Linked DNA regions of Mus musculus: region 1 is linked to region 2. Evidence: chromatin loops called from intact Hi-C (ENCODE). Cell type or tissue: left cerebral cortex. All regions are shown on one strand. Each heading gives the region's core, and the rest is flanking DNA. Links, peaks and the distances in the headings are about the cores only.

Region 1 (7,861 bases), core at 3,352-5,851, 1.3 Mb after region 2:
GGTACCATGTGTGCCATGTACTTTTATGAAATGGTATTGGATGCCAGCTGTAGAAGGAAAAATAAGAGCCATGTAGGCAGCCCCTTGGTCCTCAATGAGCATCCCACTCATAACTGTTTGTTGCATTTATCAACTGAAGACCTGAAACCTATACTCAAGTGCAACCTCTATTCTAAGAATGGATCTCTCTTGCCAATGGCTAGTAAATCAAGAGGTCTTGACCTTGTCTTCAGGTTCTCCTAAGGAGTTGGCCAATCTATCCGCAACAAACTTTGCCTACTCATCTTTCTAATACCTTGTGTAAATGTTCCTCTACATGATTGTAAAGTCCAATCCATTTCCCTCCACTGAGTGTGCAGCTGTGTCTCACACCAAGTGCAAATGATGAGGGTCTGGCAAATGTTTTCCATTGACTCCCCAATACTTGGCTTATGCAGTTCTATAATGTCCCACCCACACTATCATAAGCAGTTACAAAGCCTTAACTAAGCTCAGTATCCGTATCCATAGAATAAAATATGGCAGTCTGTATGTTATGAAGTTCTAAGAATCTCAAGAAGTAGTCCTCTGAAAGCACATGGCATGAATGGCTGTCATTTTATGGGTCCTTCAGGAAACACTCTTTGTGATCAGTCTTTCTGGTAGAAGATGAGAAATCATGAAGGGTGAGCTTGGTCAAGGGTGCACCACGCTAGAAAAGGACCACTATGTAGATGAGCCAACCCTTTGTAGAAAGATGTATGTCCCAACCACAGGGATCTTCAACATAAGCACAGCACAGGACGTGAGAACAGCAAACGTCCAGCCTCAGAGGAAGTGCGGCATCATGATATTCATGTACACTCTCCATCCAGAAATATCCAAATACATCCATGCACTCCATATAAATTCATCTGGGTGTGATTAGCACTTGATCGCTCCAACTAATAAATAAATGTATATTAACCACGAAGGTGAAAATCGGCAAGTCAGTGTATTCTGACATGGATGGGAAGATAGTTTCAGAAGACATGCAATGTTTCTGCTCAGTTATCAATGCAATGCCTTTACTTCGCTTTCTCTTGCTTGCAGTTAAATTTGTAATTTAGAGAAAAAAAGACCTGTTTCTGATTGCTTGGGCATACTGTAGATTCTTATTAATCCCACTCCATATCCATTTCTCTGTCTGTACAATGGATTTAACAATAACAATCTCCTTTGGGGATCTAGGAAAAATCAAATGAGATAGTATGTGCAGAATATCACGGAATATGCCATACACAGATGCTAAATGTTAGCTACTATTAATATGAAGTTGTGAGATTTTATTACTAAATAATACAATTTGTGTGTTAAGGGGCTCACAGTAGATGATCGCTTCTCAGAATATTTCTTCTTACTAGCCTTATGAATACAGAAGAATGCTAACAATCACAAACATTTGTGAACAATGTGCTATTTTGATAACATATTTAATAAAGGATATAAATGTTGTCAAACATGGAGATCAATAGAAGAAAGCAGATAGAAAGTACTAAGGAGATCTAAAATGTCAGGGATTTCAATAGAACTTACTTAAGAGTTAATAATGAAAAAAATGATGAAACCATCTATAGAATATGAAACAATTAAAAAAGGGAAACAGAAATAGGATGGCTCAGTTGGTAAATTCTTTGCCATGCAAGCACAGGAACCTGCATTTCGATCATTTTTATGGATGAAAAGCAATCACAGCACTCACATTTGCAAACCCTCAGCCCTGGGGTAATTTTGAATCCCTGAAGCTCATCGGTCAGCTAACCTGCAAGTTTGTGCTATGTAAGCTTAGTGAGAGAACGTGTCTCAAAAATTAAGATGGAAAACAATAGAAGTCATCTGATCTGATAATGACCTCTGTCCTCCATATGCACATGGGTGGGCACACACACACACACACACACACACACACACACACTATGTAACACACATGTACTACATATGTATATGTATATATATATGTATATATATAACATATATAACACACACATGTATATATATATATATATATATATACATAGAACACATATACACACTAGCAACAAAAGAATCACAGTGTGAATTGAAAAGAATAGAAAGTAGTACCTGATAAACTGAAATAAGGCAGAGACTATGCTATAGAAGGAACTATCACCATATACACATAAGTCTTTCTCAGGGCCCACAGGCTTATGAGTAAAGCTGAGACAAAGCATATTTGCTTTAAAGAAAGGTATTTGAAATCCATTTATTCTTTTCAATGACCCCACAGTCTCCACTTAAAGACCCTGTATAAAGCACAATATGCTATTTCCTTGAAGACAGGCTCATTAGTATGGTACATAAAAGAAAAAGGAGAATGACATAGTGTTCACAATGAAATATAAAATAAAATAAAACAGTGTACACTAATACATTTAAGATCTGCTCGATAGGCATGTTATGCCTGTAACATTTACTACTTTACAATGCTCCTAAAGGTCCGTGAATGGCTCCAGGCATGCCAGCAAATCAAACTGGGAGATCTACTGCCCTGAATTTATACTAATGTCACTGTATCGTCTCTTCCGCTCTCCTCTGAAACCCATGCTTCCAGTTTTATAATAACACACACATATATTACCCAAGCTTTGCATCTTAGAAAAGTTAGTGTTTATGTTTAAAACTCCTTGGCAGGAGACAGAAAAGCATAGGAAATATGAATAACATTAGAAATAGCAATAATATTGCTAAAATATGTCGTAACAGAAAGGAACGTATCCGCAGAGTTCAGAGTTATAGATTTTATTCATTCAGTAAGTATAGATGTTGTTATACATGTAAGAGAAACTATAAACATAAATAGGTGAAAGATAAACACAATGCAATTTCTCAAAGAGAAGTGCATCATGGGATATGGAAAATGCTTATCACAGATGCTCAGTGACCTGCTAAATTCATTCTCCATTCTCACACTCTCTGGTGCTTAACCAGGTAAGAATGTGTACCTGCCAGTGTATGTTAGATTATCCTGCAGTATTAATGCCCAGATTTTAGTATGATTTAATATTAAATTGATTTTATTTGTTGACCAGAGTACATGTCTTGATTTGAAAGAAATGCCCCCGACAGGCTCATGTTCTTAGACATCCTTGGCTGCGGATAGTGCTGTGTGAGTGTGTTGTAGAACTTTGGCGATGTTGAGCTTAGATCATAGATATAGGCTACTAGATATAGATAGAGGATACGGTCCAGCCCTGCTTCTGGTCTTACTTGTCCTTCATGGTTGACAACCATGTGAATAAACCAGAAGTCAGGCAGCCAACGAAAGAGCACAAACATCAGGCATCACTGCCAACGTGGACTGTGCTTCCTGACACCTGAAGCCACAGTAATCCTTTTCTTCTTCACATCATCTTTGACACAGCAAAGAGAAGAGTAACTAATATAGACACGTAGTTAACTCATGGTCTCAGAGAGGCAGAGGCACATCTTGATACAGGTTTCAGTGATTAACACGGACAAAGGAAAGACTCGTTAGGTTAGCCTCTACCTGAAAGCCAGAGCATTCAGCCACACATCCCCTTCACTTACAGCTAATTAGCTAGAATCACCCAGCCAATAGGAGATCAGAAAGTTCTGGCTCTAGGAGCCCAGAAGAAAAGGAGGAGAAATGTTAGTTACCTACAACCAATGATTACCAGTGGTCTACTTTAACATACAAGTAGAAATTGATTGATTTCAAGCTCCAATATTAGCCACATGCCCACTAAGTCACTTGATCTTTCAAACCAAAATCATATTACACTAATATACTTCATTCCTATTTTCAATAGTGGTCCTGCAGCTTCTCTGGTGTGCTTATAAGTGAACATCCATAAACACCTTAGAAACGCAGTGCTGGATATAACTTGCATGTGTTCCAAGAGGACATTGTCTGGAGGAACTAGAGAAAAACTTGAAAATTGGAATCTGCTAAATGATCCCTGTGGATAAAAGAACAATTTGTGAATCTTGGCCAAAGCCTTCTGCACTATCAAGATGAAATCTAAGAACTTCAAATATCCCTTCCTTCAGTAATGAAAAACTTAAAAGGATTTGACCTCCTCCACCTCAGAGTCTCAAGATAATCAAGAAAGTGGTCAGGTGCAGCCAGCAGCCACAGAAAACTGCCCTTACCACAGTTTACTGGGAGCCTTTCTTGTCTTCTCTTTGCTACTCATGTCAGAGTAGATGTTGAATTTAGCCCCAAGAAACATACCATGTCTTCCAACGCTGTGCTTGTCATTGGACATTGGACTTCTCCACCTTCTCTGTCTCTGTCTCTCTCTCTCTGTCTCTGTCTCTGTCTCTGTCTCTCTCTGTGTCTCTCTGTCTCTCTCTCATTTCTTTCTACAGAAATAGTTCTTGCGTTGGATTAAGGTAGTATTCTGAACACAGGAATGTGCTTACTGGGAGCCCATTCCTGACTCCTGCCTCTATGGTCAGTAGAGCCTTGGAGCCTTACTGGATTTCTACATAACTTTGTCCACACTACAATCAGATGCAGGGTGGAGTGAGGGCCTCATTTTTTTTTTTTTTCATTTTCAATGGCCCTCCTTAAAAAGCTTCCAGCTGACTAGTATTGTGTATTTTGCAGCCAATCTTGCATGAACTCTTTTTATAATCTGAAGTTTCCCTTTGCCTACTCTTTCTAAACTGCAGTTTCTAGAGCTGTCAGTCTCATGTCCAATTCTTCCAAAATCTTGCTTCTTACAAAACTAGCCTGGGAAACATTCCAAAACATAGAAAGGCTTAAATATATCTTAAGTATCCTCATCACGCACAGAAAAAAAAGCAAATACAGAAGTATATATGTTAATTAGCTTAATTCAGTCAGGCTACAACATATACTTAATTTAAAATGCAGTGTATACTACAAATATTGCACTGTTTTTATTTCTCAGTAAATCATAATTAAACATTTAAAAACTATAAATTTCTGGCCTTCAGAAGATTTATTAAAATCATTTCCTGGATGTGGCCTGAGACTCTCTCCAGCTTGGACTCCAGCTCCGTGAGTGGTAGCTAGAAAGCATGTTTATTTAAGTGTTCATATGTCAGAATGGCTTGCTTCCACAATTTTATGCCAATTTCATGCTGGGACCAGTGTTATACCTCTCAAATGTTTACATGGATACAGATAACCTCTTTAAAAATGCTTGTTGAGATTCAGCAGGTGAGAGCTGTAGTACACCATGTATTGGTAAGTAGTCACAAGCTATTTGTACTTACTAGGAATCCAGTTGTGAATGTGGGGTAGATAAGACACCCAAGCATGTTTGTATCAAAGTGTCCTCTAGGGCCCTTGTCTGGGGGATGGGCTGGCGCCTATCCCTGCAATAAGGAGAAAGATTACTTTCTAGTTTTAGAAAACTATCCACGAGTAGTAATAATGTGTCCTTGAGAACAACTAGCCAGAAAAATTACTTTCTATCAGAGATTACTATTAATTATTATATGATATAAGATGCCTACATTGAAGACTGGAGAGATAGCTCATTGGTTATATCTAGTACATACCTGTAGCCACTGTTCTGAGGAAAGTTGGAGACAGGAGAGATTGATTGCTCAGGCATTTTGTCTAACAGATTAGTGAAGAACACTTGAGTCCCACATTTGAGGAGAGACTATTTCTCAAAGGAATAAGCAGAGGGAGACCAAGGAAGGTATTTGAAGCTTTGTTCTGGTCTGCGCAAACATGGAAGGCACCCATCTAAACACATAGGTGCACATACACTTATACACAAAGAAGTTAATGAATAAATGCTTTTTTTTTTCAGTGTCTACAGTGACAGCAGAAAATCATAAGATCATCATGGAGAGACTTTGAACTGGGAACTCCAGCTTGACTGTCTCTTCCCTAGGGAGTTTCTGCTGGAAGTTGTTTGTAAGTTGATATGCTACCTTTGTTTGCTTTCTCAACAAGGCAATTCCAATCATCTCTGGATGCTGTAAGCACCTGATTTGATGATGTTCTTCCTCCCTATCTGCCTTTTGCTATTTGTCCTTTATCTGCTACATGCCTAACAGAAGTCACTCATTTGAAACTGAAAAAGAATGAGGAGTTCAGATCAATCTCTGGACCAGAGAAAACAGGAGTAAGTACCAGGCTGATGCATTTCTAACAAGCTTCGAGGCTGTTGGCATGCAGATCACTTTAAACTAGCTCATTAGTTTATTTATTAGGGGACTACTTTAAAACCTCATCTTATAAGAATTTTATTATAGCAGCCAAAAAGAATCTTTCATTATCCTGAATATATAAATAAATATAAGTTCACATTTATAACATCCCTTTATTATAAAGCCAGTCAATTCATGAGACCAGTGAGACTGTTTGATGAATACGTAATTGTGGCTAATGCGAGACAAATGCACATTAGCATTAGTGTTTTCTTTTTGCATATTGTTTTGCTGATGAATGCCCTGACTTGCAGAGATGAAAACAAGCATTTACAACTACCAAGCAGCCTGTCTCCCAATCTCAGGTTAGGTGTCAGGGAAGCAGACATGAGAGGAAGGGCGTTTATTTCTCATGAGTGTTGCAAAAGCCGGAAAAGTTAAAGCACTAGTGGTCTCCTGTGTATTCCAATTTCAAAGATACTGAAGAGGACATTTTCATTCAGATCCAGGGTGAATAAGACAGGCACAATTACATTCAAAGCAAGTACCTACTGAACATCTCAGCCACCTCTGTGATTCTGAAAGATGGCTGTAAAACCATCCTAGTAAACAGATTCTGTAGGCTTTCCCAACATAGATGCATAGTCGATAGATGCAACAACTTTGGAAATGGAAAGAAGAGGTGAGAGTAGCCAGGGTCTGCAAAATTATAAGAAGAGAATAACTTTAGTCTTTTCTCGGCAATAAGACAAACACACAGGTTGGTATTCAGAGTGTCAGAATAAAGATTTTCCTGTATCCCTTCAATCTGCATATTAAAGTTTGAGCCCAAACAATGCATTTTCCAGAATAAGGCACCACGGTGTCAAGCACTATAAATAACCACGCAGTGCAGAAAAGGAGAGAGTCTGTATCCATGTACGAGGCAGAGATATTAAAAGCGTCAAGGTAATGATTTTTTTATGTCCAATGGTTGATTGTGCCTCAATATTAAAGAGGCTGGTGGCTTTTAATGATGAAAAAATTATGCAAACATTAAAAAACAATTTCATATAATTATTTGGAGTTTGCTTTCGTTTTACAAACAACAATTTAAAACAAATCCATTAAGGCTGTCTGTGTGGAGTCAGAGGAAATGTATCATGCATTGCAGTTTGGTTTCATACCAGAAAATAAGCTCTACTCCCAATACTGCATCATAAAGGAAAATTAAGAGCCCTTGGTGATTACTCCTGGGACTGGGAGCGAGCCTTTAATGAGGCAAGTTCTTTGATAGAAAGTGTTAGGGTGGTTTGTTCATTTAACAAACTTTATGAAATGCTGATATGTGCTCACTTCTCAGGAGCCAGCATTACATATATCATTTACTTGTAGTTTTATCCATTTCTTCCCAATGAAATAACATTTCAATGTGCAGCTCAGGGCATAAGGTTCACCAATCCTCCTGACACAGCCTCCAGAGTGCTGAGGTTATAGGTGTGTGCCATGGGGCACAGCAGCCCAGCCATGAACACACCTATAACATACTCTTACTTGACAATAGAAAACTGCCAAGAAAGCTTCATTATCATGAAACAAAGCTCGCAGAGATATAACACCATGTTTGCAAGACGATGCCTTCTCTTAGTTTCTGAGGAACTCAGGAGAAAATGCTTTGAGGCTAGACATTAATCAGAAACCAAGCGCCACCTAGAGGCAGGAGGGAGAACGCCAAGATTACCTC
Region 2 (7,861 bases), core at 3,401-5,900:
ACCAGCTTAGATACCTCTCAGGTTCACATCCAGGGCTTTGAATTGGCCCACCCCATTGTTTACCCCATTGATGGACTGCTGGAGTGCATGAAAGGGCTGGTACTACAGATCCAAAACTATAGGATGTCCATGATACAGGGCAACAACAGGATAGCAGAGAGGAGTCCCAGTGAGGTTCCAGTATGTGATAGAGTAGCAGAAGCCAGAGGCCTCATAGCAGACGAAAGAGTCATTGCAACGAACATTTGTGAGGAAAGAAGTGTGCAAATAAGGTATGCAATGTGACACACTGACACACTACAGCTTGAATGAGTTTTTTTTTCTCTGTTGTGTGGGAAGGTTGCAAGGGTGGAGGGTGGGTACTTGCAGAGGGGGATATGAATGCCATTGAAATGTATGATATGAAATTCACAAAACACTAATAAAAAGTTAATATATATTATATATTAAAGTAAAATCTTAAAGATAAAAAAATTGGGCTAGAGAGATGGCTCAGCTGTTACATGTTAGGCTCATAAGCACAAATATAAGAATAAATAATTGTTTTCAAAAGTTTTATTACATAAAAATGTGGAGTTGAATCCAAAAAGGAAAATGGAGAAGAAAATTCACACTCAAATGTGATTAAGAGCCTCAAAAATCAAATTTATAGATTTCCAAATAGATGGCTTTAGTGTAACTGCTCCCAAAGATGCCTAACTTCCATGGACCATGTATGTTCCATTCTTTTTCCATCATCAAAAGAGAATCTTGAATTGTGGCTCTTCTTCGTATCTTCATCATTTTGTATTTTTATATTTTATTTAATAGCAGAAGTGGCCAAAGTCTAGTAAGATATAGAATTGTTAGGTTTTCAAAAAAAAAAATCCTGATTTTAACTGGTCTTTGATTTATTAAAGAACATGAAGCCTTCCTATCAGAAAGGTCATATAGAGTATTTTCTAAGGTTATATGACCTCAAAACCTATTTTTACTTAACTTCTAGATTGACTGTGAACTACTTCTCAACAGAAAAAAAGAAATTAACTGGATTAAAACATTTAAACTCAGAACTAGAAAAAGAGAAACAATAAAAAAAATAGGAAAAGAAAATACTGAACAAACTTGAAATGAACAGTGATAGAGGAAAGATTTTGAGAATTAACACAAACGTTATCAGGAGAGCATGAGTTTCTGGATGGGACAATGTCAAATGTTCAGAGATCAAATATAATAAAAAGAATTAATTGAATAAAAAGGTAATTCTTTAAGAAAATCGATAAGATTCACAAACCCTTATCTGAAGTAATTAAAAGGCAGACAGAGAATATCCAAATTAATAAAGTTAGAGATGAAGGGACGCCTAAGAACAGACACTGAGGAAATGCAGAGAATGATAAGGTCACTGTAAACTGCAAGATCTAAAGGAAATGGGCAATTTTCTCAATATATACCAAAGTCAAGGCAAGTTCAGATAAGCAATTTAAATAAATCTATTGCTCCTAGTGAAATAGAAGTAGTAATTAAAAATCTCCCAGCCATAAAAAGCCCAGGGCCAGATGGTTTTATTGCAGAATTCTACTAAACTTTAAAAGAAGAGTTAATCCCAATACTTTTCAAATTATTCTACAAAATAGAAACAGAAGAAACATTGCCGAATTCTTTTTTTAAGAGACCATACTCCGATCTTAAAACTCACAAAGAGGAAAACATATTCTGCTGATAGCTCTTTCTAAGAGTTTAAGAAATAAACAAAAACAAACAAAAACCTCTAATTAAGCTTCTACTTGAACTTGGAGAACTGATCCAATCTTGTTTCTGTAAAAGCCGTGGAAACTTTCATTCTCCTGATTTCTGTGTCTGCGACTACAAACCATTAAAAAACTAAGTCTCCGAGCTGCCAGAAACCTTGCAGGAGACTTAAATTCCCTCCCACTGCCGTCTGCTGCACGTGTGCATGCCTCACTGGTGTATAAGTGCACACACACACAAATTATATTATTACTTTTTATTGTAAGCAGGCAAACATTGCCCAGTCAATGAGTTTTTATTGATTGTATTCGTATTTCTGCAAGTTGAAATTGACATCAATAGCCCCGTGTCAATTGAATCTTGCCATCTGCTAGATGGTCAATACCAGTCTAGTTTCAAAAAGAGGTTCAAGAAACACAAGATGAATGTGTGCCCATATTGTGCATGTTGTTGAAGCTTTGGGTGCAGCACAAGCCAGACAGCAGCTTCCTTGCCTTCTACCAAGATTTTTAGAGCAGCTTGTGTGCAGTCTTTGAGAGCCCCGAAAACATGGGGTTGGTGTTCTTATAGGGTTTGAACTTACTTACTAAAAATCTGCTCAGACCATAGTAGACTAGAGCTGAAGTGGGGAAAGGGTTAAAATGTAGCACCGGTAGGAAATGAGTAGCTAAGTGTCTTAGTTAGGGTTTTACTGCTGTGAACAGACACCATGACCAAGGCAAGTCTTATAAAGGACAGCATTTAATTGGGGATGGCTTACTGGTTCAGAGGTTCAGTCCATTATCATCAAGGTGGCAGCATGGCAGCATTTAGACAGGCACGATACGGGAGGAGCTGAGAGTTCTACGTCTTCATTTGAAGGCTGCTAGTGGAAAACTGACTTATAGGCAGCTAGTATGAGGGTCTTAAGCCCATGCCCACAGTGCCCTACTCCAACAAGGCAACACCTTCTAAAAGGGCCACTCTCTGGGCCAAGCATGTACAAACTATCACACTGGGCAAACACAGACTCAGGTTTCAGTACTCAAGTGTGATTAGGCGGTTGTCTAAAAGTCTAAATTATGGAACAATCATGCCAGTTTTTACCAGCAATGCAATAAATAAACAGTAAAGAATCTATATAAAAATTATACTTTTGCTCATTCAACTCTCATTCACTCGTTTAAGCATCAGACAGGAGTCTGGCTGACATGGGGTTTGGTGTATATATTTTGTAGTTCTTTATAAACCCTGCATGTCAATACCATGTTTGATGCGTAGTTGGAAACGATATAGGCTTACTCTCTGCTTGAGTAGTGGCTTCCTTTGCTGTGTGGAATCTTAATTTCCTATAAACCTGTTTGTCATTCTTGACATTACCCCCGTTCCGTACCATTCCTGTCTAGAGAGTGTCTGCCCAGGCCCCGACTTGGAATTATTTCACCTGTATTTTCTTCTTGCCATTGTTTCAGAGTTTCAAATCCCGAATTCAGTTCTTTAATCTACTTTTGAGTTTGTTTTTGTTGTCTTGTTTTTTTGTTTGTTTTTGTTTTGAGCTGTGTGAGGGGAATGGCTTAGTTCCATTCTTCTCGTGTGAAAGCCAGTTTCCCCAGAGCACAGAATAATGAAAGCGTCCTTTATGCGATCTGCGCTTCTGACACCTTTTCCAGAATGAGGTGGGGATAGCTATGGTTTGCTTCTGGTTCTTCTGCTTTATTTCATTGCCGCACAGCACATGTTTGTCTCTGTGCCAGGACCCCGCTCTCTTTGTTACTCTGGCTCTGCAGTGTGATTTGAGTTCATGTATTGTAGTGACTCCAGTATTGCTTTCTGCTGAGGGTGGGTTTGGTTCCTCGTGCTATTTTGTATCTCTGTGTCAATTTTAGGATTCCATCTGTTATTTAGTCCTGTGAAGAATGTTATCAGGGATCCATCCCATAATCAGCCTCCAAACGATGACACCATTGCATATACTAGCAAGCGTTTGTTGCAAGGACCATGATATAGCTGTCTCTTGTGAGACTAGGCCGGGGCCTAGCAAACACAGAAGTGGATGCTCACAGTCAACTATTGGATGGATCACAGGGCCCCCAATGGAGGAGCTAGAGAAAGTATCCAAGGAGCTAAAGAGATCTGCAACCCTGCAGGTGCAACATTATGAACTAACCAGTACCCCAGAGCTCTTGACTCTAGCTGCATATGTATCAAAAGATGGCCTAGTCAGCCATCACTGGAAAGAGAGGCCCATTGGACAGGCAAACTTTATATGCTCCAGTACAGGGGAACACCAGGGCCAAAAAATGGGAATGGGTAGGTAGGGGAGGGGGGGGGGACTTTTGGGATAGCATTGGAAATGTAATTGAGGAAAATACGTAATAATAATAAAAAAAGAATGTTATCAGGAATTTGATGGGGATTGCATCAGATCTGCAGACGAATTTCCCATCCCATATTTAGAATGCAAAATGATTTCCACAACTTGGACTAACAGTAAATGCCATTTGTGTTCTGTGAAGATTCTCATGGGAGATAAAGAGTGTCTGAGCTTCCTGCAGGACCCTGGTCTGTTAGGAACCGACACGCCACTGAGCATCCAATAACTGAAGAGGATTTATTTTCTCCTAGTAATAAAGAACTGGCAAATATTTCATTCACATCATCCCCTCTAATCATCACAGAGACCTTCCGTGATTGGAATATTGCTCTAGTTTTACAGACCAAAATTCACATTATTTTATAATTTATTCAGATGCATGCAGCTGGTAAGTAGCTGAACTGGGATTCTAATGAGTTTCATCTGACCCTGAGTCATCTCCTGTGTCTCAGCTTTCCAAATGACAGGGTGCATTTGTATTCTCCATATTACGGTTTAAAATGGCAGTAAATACTGATTTATCTCTCTTTATTTGGAGTTATTAAGAAAAATATTATTTACTGATCAAAGACAAGTCACCTAGCTTCAAATTTATTCACTTAGAGTGCAAAGAACAAATCGAAAAGATAGGCTGAGCTCAGTGTGTCAACGTAAGGGTTCCAAGTGCTCCCGATAGGAGGCTCTGTATAAGAGAGTCTACGGTTAGGAGAGAGAGACCCAAACTTAACGGGTTCTTCTTATGCATTTGGTACCACTGAACCTTTCAAATACCGGCTGTTTTGTTTGCTCTTAATATTTAGACTTAATTTCTAGTCTGACCACAAGATGGCATCACTCTCCAACAGTTAACCTACACTGGGTAGGGTCTGAGGTGCAGATGCTCCGCAGGCAAACAAAACAAACAAAAAACCAAAATACAGTTAAAAACCAAACCAAAACAGTAAAGGCAGAGCCCTTCATGCCTCTTTTACATCATCATAGTTTTAAACGGTATTTTAAAGTTTATTATAAAAAGTTCAAAAAAAAAGCATAAATTAACCAGATCTAAAGAGTATAAAACTTAATAAACTTCTTTCTATACATTATAGTAACCAATCAAAACACAATCTATGGAGGGAATCCCCTGTGAATTTTATGATTTCACTGTTTTTTAAAATAAAATTTAAACACTTTTTAAACTTTTATCACCAAAGATAAAAATCTGTAACAAAGTTAAACTATTCATTGCCTGCATTCAGTCCTTCCTCACCTATACTATTTAGCCTTCTCGTTCTCCCCTGTGCATATAATGTACCCACAACCACATTTGTTTTCACGAATCATTCATCATTGGCTAGATTGTCCATACGAGGAAGAATATGCCGGGTTTTTCTATATTATTTTGCCAAAAAAGTCTACACTAAATGAGCAGACTATTTTAAAATGAATTTCAGAAATAAAGAAAATGAGCAATCCTGTTGTAATTCTAATTTCAGTTAAATATTAAATATGAAGTGATCACTTCCCAGAGAAAAATCGCACAGCAAGCCATTTTCATGGAAAAAACTTTCTTTTTATTTCAAGATATCTAGGAAAGAACAATGACGGCTTTCCTCTCAAAAATTTTTTCTCATGTTTGGGGTGAGCTCACGCTTTTTAGAGGTGGGAATGGGTGGGGGGGGGGGACGTCTAGAGATAGTCCAATGGCCTGAATTTCTATTATGGGTTTCCAGCTGGCCTCAATCATCGAATCAGAACACAGATATGCAAAAGGCACATTTTATGTAGACAAACTAACATGATGAGTCCACACACTTCCAACAATCTAGCGCATTGCACCGTGCTTCCCTTCCCACAGCCAAACCCGAGAGAAAGGTCTCTTGCCTTCCCTCCATCTCCTCTTCAGCAGCAAAACTTCCACAGCCAGCTCTGCTGTGTCTCCCGGTCACGTAACTTCTCTCTACAGACACATTTGATTAAAGGTATCAGATCAGCATCGACACCTTCGCTGGGTAAGGTCAGAGAAGCCAGCTTCTCCCACACAAGAGAAAATCTATACCTTCGTTACAAACCATGCTACCCTAGGCGACAAAGAAAAAGTATTCTGAGGGTGGGGCAGGCCGGCAAGTTTGATAGTTTGTTCTAGACAGCACACATTTCCCATTTTTCAAAGCTTGATGAACCATAGTGATAATACTAGATAAAAAAATATAAGTTCAGGATTTTTTTCTTTCCTTTCTTTTTTCTTCTCCTTCCTTTTATTCTCTCACACCCCAAACTTCTCTTCCTCACTTGAAAGCTATCTGCATTTGCTGGGAGCCTGGCTTCAGGTTCCATGACGAAGCACGAGCTCCCCCTACCGACGTTCTTGAAGAAAGACAGGATCTGTCACTCTCCACCACAGATTTTTTTTTTTTTTTTTTCTTCTCTCCTAAATTTGGTCCAACTAGTAGAAAATTATTTAAATACGTGCACACTTGAAAATTCTTGTGTTTTGAGGGAGGATTCGATTTTCACTTCTGGAGAAATATTTTAGCCAGCGTATTAATGCAAATGCTTTCATTCCCATGAAAGCTATAACAGCACTCCATTCAGAGACAGTACGGTTTAGAAGTCTTTTACCAGGCTGTGTGTTCCAGCATGAAATTGATGTAAAACTCAGTAGTTTAAAAGAAAGTGCTCTGCCATTTCAGAAAAACAAACAAACAAACAAACCCCCAAGAATTCAGAATCCTGCTGGCAGTGGAGAATTGCCAGCAGGAACAGCAAAGAACAGGCCAGGAACCAAAATATAACACAGGAGTGATGTGTGTCACGGAAAGAGGTTGAGACTAGTCAAGCAATTATAGGTAAGGTGTCAAGTATGCATGGTTTCACTTTTATTTTCTGGACACCTTTGGCATTGGTGTTTAAATTCTGGGATGCAGTTAACATGGATTTCCAAGCTGCTTGTCATGTATTCCATGTTCTTAAATTTGGGGTTAATAAAACCCATCCAGAATAACTTTACAATCCAGATGGTGCCATACTGATGTGATACAGAAGGGCAGTGGTTTAGAGAAAGCCCAAGGATGCCTCACAGACTGTGGCTCATGAAAGATGAGTGAGAGATGTCTGGAAAGAGCTGGTGAACAAGACAGTGAGAAATGAGGGTGTGGAAGGTCAGGCCCTTAAAGTCTAAGATGTGGACAAGATGCCCAGTTGTCTGTAATGGAAACCAGTTTATTATTAAACAGATACTTCATCTGCTGGCATTTTGAGGACACTGATATAGAATCAGGCAGCACTGATAAAGGACTGGGGACCACTTAGAGGAGTCTACAGATGAGCATAAGGAACCACTGCCCTTAGCAATGAGATTCCTCTGCAGATCGATCTGAAGTTTCTTGGGCCATACCTGCACAGAGGTGTATCTTCAGAAGGATCAAGTACAAGTCCCTGGGTGAACAACACTATCCTGCCAAGGAACTCCATTTTATACCTGTGTCCAGAATGCTGATGGGGCTGCTGTATCGTGTCAGGAAACGATTATTTTGTGCATCTCATCTTGACCCCACATTTATTATTATGTTGGTGAGTAATTAAGTCACAAGAAGTGAGTTTGCACCATGGAAATTGGAAGAAGCTACAAGTAGAAGATCTTACATCACCCAGAAAGCTGATTGCTCAACACAGATCATCAGCATATTCTCATACATACCACATGCATGTACATATGTGCGCATGCATGTGTATATAGTCACCAGAGAATCTTAAGCAAAAAGAGGTGAAGTTATTTTTGTCAACTATCCTCTCCCG

The links. Peaks named below come from ENCODE experiments on the same cell type or tissue, not always from the same donor. Only the 100,000 strongest peaks of a DNase experiment are listed, where the experiment ranks them.
Region 1: it touches region 2 in a loop (14-fold over the local background); 13 of 42 quality-filtered maps call a loop at or near these places.

The regions. Positions count from the first base shown.
Region 1 is chr15:53,777,756-53,785,616 of GRCm38, forward strand. All of the region lies in intron 2 of Samd12 (sterile alpha motif domain containing 12), which reads right to left. Among named protein-coding and RNA genes, the nearest start is that of Samd12, 120 kb to the right of the region's middle. In left cerebral cortex, for the core only: no CTCF peak of the experiment used is centred there; a DNase peak (open chromatin) is centred at 4,703.
Region 2 is chr15:52,500,703-52,508,563 of GRCm38, forward strand. No RefSeq gene overlaps it. Among named protein-coding and RNA genes, the nearest start is that of Gm23267, 5.0 kb to the left of the region's middle. In left cerebral cortex, for the core only: a CTCF peak has its summit at 4,909 (motif pointing right); a DNase peak (open chromatin) is centred at 4,896.